Linked DNA regions of Homo sapiens: region 1 is linked to region 2. The links are chromatin loops, found by intact Hi-C in ENCODE. Cell type or tissue: endothelial cell of umbilical vein. All regions are shown on one strand. Each heading gives the region's core, and the rest is flanking DNA. Links, peaks and the distances in the headings are about the cores only.

Evidence for each region. Hi-C counts contacts between places; a loop is a spot of excess contacts. Peaks named below come from ENCODE experiments on the same cell type or tissue, not always from the same donor. Only the 100,000 strongest peaks of a DNase experiment are listed, where the experiment ranks them.
Region 1: it touches region 2 in a loop (2.3-fold over the local background); 1 of 110 quality-filtered maps calls a loop at or near these places.

What each region holds. Positions count from the first base shown.
Region 1 is chr5:145,345,677-145,348,603 of GRCh38, forward strand. It overlaps a transcript of PRELID2 not described here. Among named protein-coding and RNA genes, the nearest start is that of PRELID2, 490 kb to the right of the region's middle. In endothelial cell of umbilical vein, for the core only: a CTCF peak has its summit at 1,545 (motif pointing left); a DNase peak (open chromatin) is centred at 1,705.
Region 2 is chr5:145,201,834-145,204,760 of GRCh38, forward strand. No RefSeq gene overlaps it. Among named protein-coding and RNA genes, the nearest start is that of PRELID2, 630 kb to the right of the region's middle. In endothelial cell of umbilical vein, for the core only: no CTCF peak of the experiment used is centred there; a DNase peak (open chromatin) is centred at 1,518; H3K27ac peaks cover 775 bases.

The sequences.
Region 1 (2,927 bases), core at 241-2,740, 140 kb after region 2:
GTGCTTTGAAGGAAAAAAACACATTAACGTAATCTGAAAATAATTGCTGAATGCTGGGCTATTAGAGTATTTGACTTGTGAAATATAAAGGGATTCAAGATTCAAGATTGATGCAGATGCAAAATTTCAACTACCACCACCCCGCACCCCCGCCCCACCCCACACATATATGTACACATTTAGCCATTTTACACACTTCTCACTAGAATCACAAATACACTGTGGGGGGAGGCATTTTTATCCCAACTTTCAGATATATAAACTGAGTCCCAGCTGCAAATGAGCATTAAGGCAAATTGCAAATAGCTAGGAGTCTGCTGGTCCTAGGCTTGTGTAAACAGTGACAAAACAGAGAAAGTTAAAGACCATTTCTCTAAGAGTTCTCACTCTAGTCTCTTTTCTGCTTCTCACCAGTCTGTGACCTAGGGCAAATTACTCAGCCTTTGAAATTCTGTTTATTCATCTGTGAAGCAAAGGGATTGAGTTATGTATTCTTAAAGTACCCCCAGCACTAACATTCTATGAGTTAATTTTACAGTGTTAATATTAATAATTCCTCTAAAGATAAAAACTCAGGATTCCAAAAAAGACTCAGAGGAAGTAAAGCTCACATTTGAATTGCAGTCAGCATTTGGTGATCTTAATCTCATATCTGTTTGATTGCTAAGATGTGTAAGATTGACAGCACTGATAGCTTCTACTCAAGAGACAGTTTGAGGAACAGGTTCACTAACATTGCCCATTGCATTAGTAACATCATTTAAGGAAAATACTATCCCTTCTCCTATTCTTGGCCCAAGATAATGCACTAAATTGTTTTAGAATGGGAAAGGAATTATTGACTAAAGATAGCCTAACAGGGCTGTTCCATTTTAGGGGCTTTAAAACTAATAGCAGCTAAGAATAAGATTTAGAAGGGCTATAATTGCAAAATGAGCATCAGAAACCTGGATCTTTTCCTAGAGCCCAGCTATTTCTACACTGTCAGAGTAAATTATTGACAAAACCATCTGGCCCTTTTCAAGAGAACACTATACTCTCAGTTCTGGACAGGTGATATGTTTTAGTCTGTCAATGGAGAAAGAAGCTGATTTTAGCCTCAAAGCATTGATAATTCCTCTGGACTTGCACTTCCTATGTGTGAACTCTGCTTATCTTTACATGCCAGAAAGGAAGAACATCCATTTTAGGCCTAAGAGAGATGAAATTGAAAGCAAATAAATTAACTGTGAGCATCCTAGACTATGGTCTTAAACACTGCTTGATCTGGATAAAGAAATATATCCACATTCTTTGAAGTGGATATGGTCAGTGTTCCCCCTTCATCTGATTTTATAGTGTTAAAGCTTCTATGTGTGTATCGGAAGGGGAAATAGCTGGTCCTGTGGGGAAAAGAGAAGTTTTCCTTCTTAAACAGCAGATCTCCCTGGGTGGACAGGGTGTAAAACCACAAAGTTCTGCATCTAAGAAACTTCTGCACAGAAGGTCAGTGCATGTTTATTTCTGTTCAGCTAATATTGCCCACTAGTGGCGAAGCTAGATCTGTGTCTATGGCCAAGCCTGGCCTTCAGGCTGCCACTCCAATTCAGAAAGCTGAGTTGAAAAAAATAAAAATGGTACAGCCATGTGATCTTTTTATTCCCACCTCTTTGAAAGTTTTGTAGTGAAGAAATGAGCCTCAAGGGGAATGCATCTTTCCAGTTCACCCACATTAGTAGTCATGTCGAGTGGAGCATTTATATGGCCTTTTAGAGACCATTCTTGAAAATTGCTGTTTCCTCAAAAATAGGGCAGATGCTATCAACCTGGGCTTCCTCTTTGGATTTGATTCAAATTTCACTGTAGCTCACAAAGATTCCGGAGTTTAAATAAGGGTTTGTGGTGGCTATTTTATTATCCATGGAGTTTTCTTTTTCTATTTTTAGCTATTTGTGCTAGTTTTTGAGTTTTGGAGTTTCAGAGCAGTGAGGTGGTTGAGGGTTCATTCTTTCCTGCCTCTTAGTAGCAGCTTTTACCCCCTTTGAGTAAATAATACCACCCCTGTTTGAAAGGATTCTAGAAAATATTCTGTATGATACTGTAGTGGTAGATAATATAAGATGTTAATAATAGGGGTAACTGTCTGTTGGCATATATTGAAACTCTCTGTACTATCTCTTCAGTATTTTTGAAAATCTAAAATTTCTAAAAATGAAAGTCTATTTTTTAAAAAGACAAGGTTTACCCCTAGCAGAACTATTGAGGGAAAGACGCTTTACCATTTTGATTCAAATGGTTCCCATGTTTTAGGTCAGAGTCACTGTGTATTTTTAGCAGAAAAAAAAGAACCTGAACAAGCAGGCAGTAACATCTTCTAAAGAACAAGGTCTTAGAACATTAAGAAGCAATAAACAGGCAATTTATCCTGAGGTCCTCTATGTCAGCAAGGAATCCATGATCAGTTAAAGACATCAGAAAAGTTACGTGGCAACAAACAAGAGAAATAAAAACATTGTCAATAAACACATTAGTGAATGTGGCTGAAATCTTCACATCACATTTTGCCATTGCCCTACCATTTCCCTTATGCAGAAGTCCATCAAAACATAATCAGTGAATCTAAGAATAAAACCACAATATTCTCCTCTAACTCTGGGCTCTTCCTTTGTTCCTAATCTGAGAGAATAAAATCATGACCAATCCAAGTAGCAAGCAAGGGATTTTGAAGCCAACCTTATAGTCCCTTTTTCTATGCTATAACCAAATCTGTCCATTTACCTCTTAAATATAATGATCAAATCCATCAATTTCTCCCACCCCCAGTAGCATTACAGTCATCACCAACAGAAACATTCTATACCTGCCATTGTCTCTCACTTAAATTAATGCAATAAATTCTTAATAGTACAAATATGTTAAGACAAGAGGGTATTGCTTTTCTTTCTTTT
Region 2 (2,927 bases), core at 123-2,622:
GAGGCACTCAAGCAGAGTGATCCTTTCTAACTCAGGTCTGTTTAGGTCTGTTTCTTTAGATTACTCCAGCTTCCTCTCCCCCTCACTATGTCACAGTTATTGTTTTCTAATGGGAACACACTCTGATCCACTCCCATCACCCCTCCTCTTCTACACCTACCCCATACAGTTACACAAATTCATCGAGACAACACATATCCATTCTTTGAGTCCAAACCTCACAATTTATCCAGAAACTCTTCTCTGGTCCCTTTAAGATTTGGCAACAGGAAACTTCATCTGTGCCCTGTGGCACTTTGGGCATCTCTGAATAAAGCTAGATCACTGACATATCTATCATATGATAATATTGAGTTCACTTTCCTAGCTAAACTCTAAACAATGAGGGGCAACAAAATTGAGCATACTGTAAATAATCATGTTTTATTTTCAATTGAAAATTCAATGGAATATTTTTTAAAAAAATATGTACATATTATTACTATTTGTTTAGTATTTATGTTTTAAAATGACCTACCTAATGGTTTTATAATGGAGTATAAAAGAGTAGTGCAATACAGACATAAAATATGGCTCATCAACATACAGCTCAAACCCAATGTTCTCAATTAGTTTTTCACCACATCCCCCTTAATCATTAAGACCTAACCACTCTGAATACTATGTAGTGCTCTGATACTACCATGCCCTTCTATATGTGAAAGCCTCTTAGCATTTACAGAAGATGCTCTTTTCCCCAGAATTCACACTCCACATTTCTCTGCCTGATAAAGAGACCTCCTCATCTACAGAGCAGGTCAAATGTCTTCTGTCTAGCCAGATCTCAGCACAAACCCCGCTTTCTCCTTACTTACCTCTTTCCAGAAGAGTTATTCAGGACTCTATTAATATTAATCCATACTTGTGCTGTCTAATACTGTAGCCACAGGCATATGGAGCTATATAAATTGAAATTAATTAACAGTGAATAAAATTTAAAATTCAATTGCCGGGTCACAATAGCCACATTTCAAGTGTTCAGCAATCACATGTAGCTAGTGGCTACCATATTGGACAGTGCAGAATATTTTCAAGTTCTATCAGAAAGCACTGGTCTATACCTTGTGCCTACCAAACTGTCACATAGTAGGCACTCAGTAATATGTCTATGATTGTTGAATAAACGATTAATGAATAGAATCAATTAGTATCTCTAATATAATTCTTGCAACTGTCAAGAGTTTGGGGAGGAAACAAACTTCAATTTAGCCATTCAAGTGAAGACAGTTTAAATAAAGGATCTATTTCTAGGTTATTGCATGACAAAGGGAATAAACATGAGATGTTCAAGCACCCAGAGAAAAGCAACGATGGAAGTCACTATAACTAAAAGAGTTGAAGGAACAAGGGATGAGGAAGTCCTGTTGCCCAGAACCATGTGGGAGTTGACGCTGCAGAGAAACAGAGAGGACACCAGGAGAGTAATCATGGAGATGCACAGTCACTGCCAGAAAGTAGATGCTGGAACAGGAAGAGAGGAAGGAAGAAAAACTCTGGCCCCTCTAATCTCTTGCCAGTGACTCATTGGCTAAACCCAACTTGAATCCAGATGGTAAGTGGGAAATTCATTAATGTCACCCTCCCAGGGCACAAAGCACGGAAAGGAAGGGTAAAGAATGAGTCTATGGGGTAGATAAGTAAAGAATAACATTCTTATTCATTATACAGCTTCATGCATCTAGTTGCATATCTTTGTCACCCTCTAGACTGGAATCACCTTAACTAAAGGAATGTGTCTGATTTACCCCCAATGCATACCACAGTGAATGACACAGTGGGTATTCAATAATTCATGTTGAATAAATGAAGTAATCTTAATCCTTCCTATGTTAGGTGGATGTTTTCAGAAGATGGGGTTGCTGTTTGTGTGGATTGCTTGTCTTCATATGATTATGGTAAATACATGGACTTCAAATCTTGGAATTATTTGACAAAATAAAAATACTCATATATATTTTAACCATTGAAGCCATGCTTTCGGGTTTTGACACAATTGTCAATATATCCTCTGGCAGGCTTAGCAAATATGTCTTTTTCATTTTCCTTGGCATACATCTTATCCTGATATCATAAGCAGCTGACAACTCAGTCCCCAACAGAAAAGTGATCAAACACTCAACAAAAGCACCACTTTCTTCAACAATAGGCATGATATGCTATCAGATCTCCTGGCAGAATTTCTGAGAAAATGGATTGAGTCAAAAGGAGCACCAGACCACAAAAAAATGGCTTAAAAACAACATAACAGAGAACCTGCGTAACAAATGCAGAGGACTGGGTGATGTTTCATGGATCAACAAAAATATATTTCATTTGGCTTTATTTTCTGTTTGGCAGAATGTCACACATGAAGCAAAGCTCCATATAATTACCAATATGTTGTCATCACACTTAAGTTACTTTTATATAATTTTAAAGAACTCAAGTTCTGCCTTCTATCAATTTTAACTTATGTGATATCGCAGCACAATTCCCATTACATAATCAGACTCCTTCACATAATCTATGTCAAGCCTCCATAATAATAGTTCAATTTGAGGTACTAGTTTGAGAGAGAGAAGAATTTCCACTTTTCTCACTGATGATGTTAATAAGGGCTCTGATTTGATGGTCACAAGCCTAGAGGCCTGTTATTTAATCAGGTTTTCTGTTCAATTTCGAGGGAGTGAATGGAGCCATCCTGTCCCAAAAAGAATGTTCTATCAAGTTTAAGAGCGAAAATTTGAAGTTTTCTGAAATTCTTTTAAACAAACTGTTGTATTTGTGTGTTAAGTACTAACTCAATCCTCTAGAGTTATTCCATATTATCTAAGAATGTCCACGTCCCACGGTGTAACTGAGAAAATGATTCTGGAGACAGACTGCCTAGGTTCAAAATCTGTCTCTGC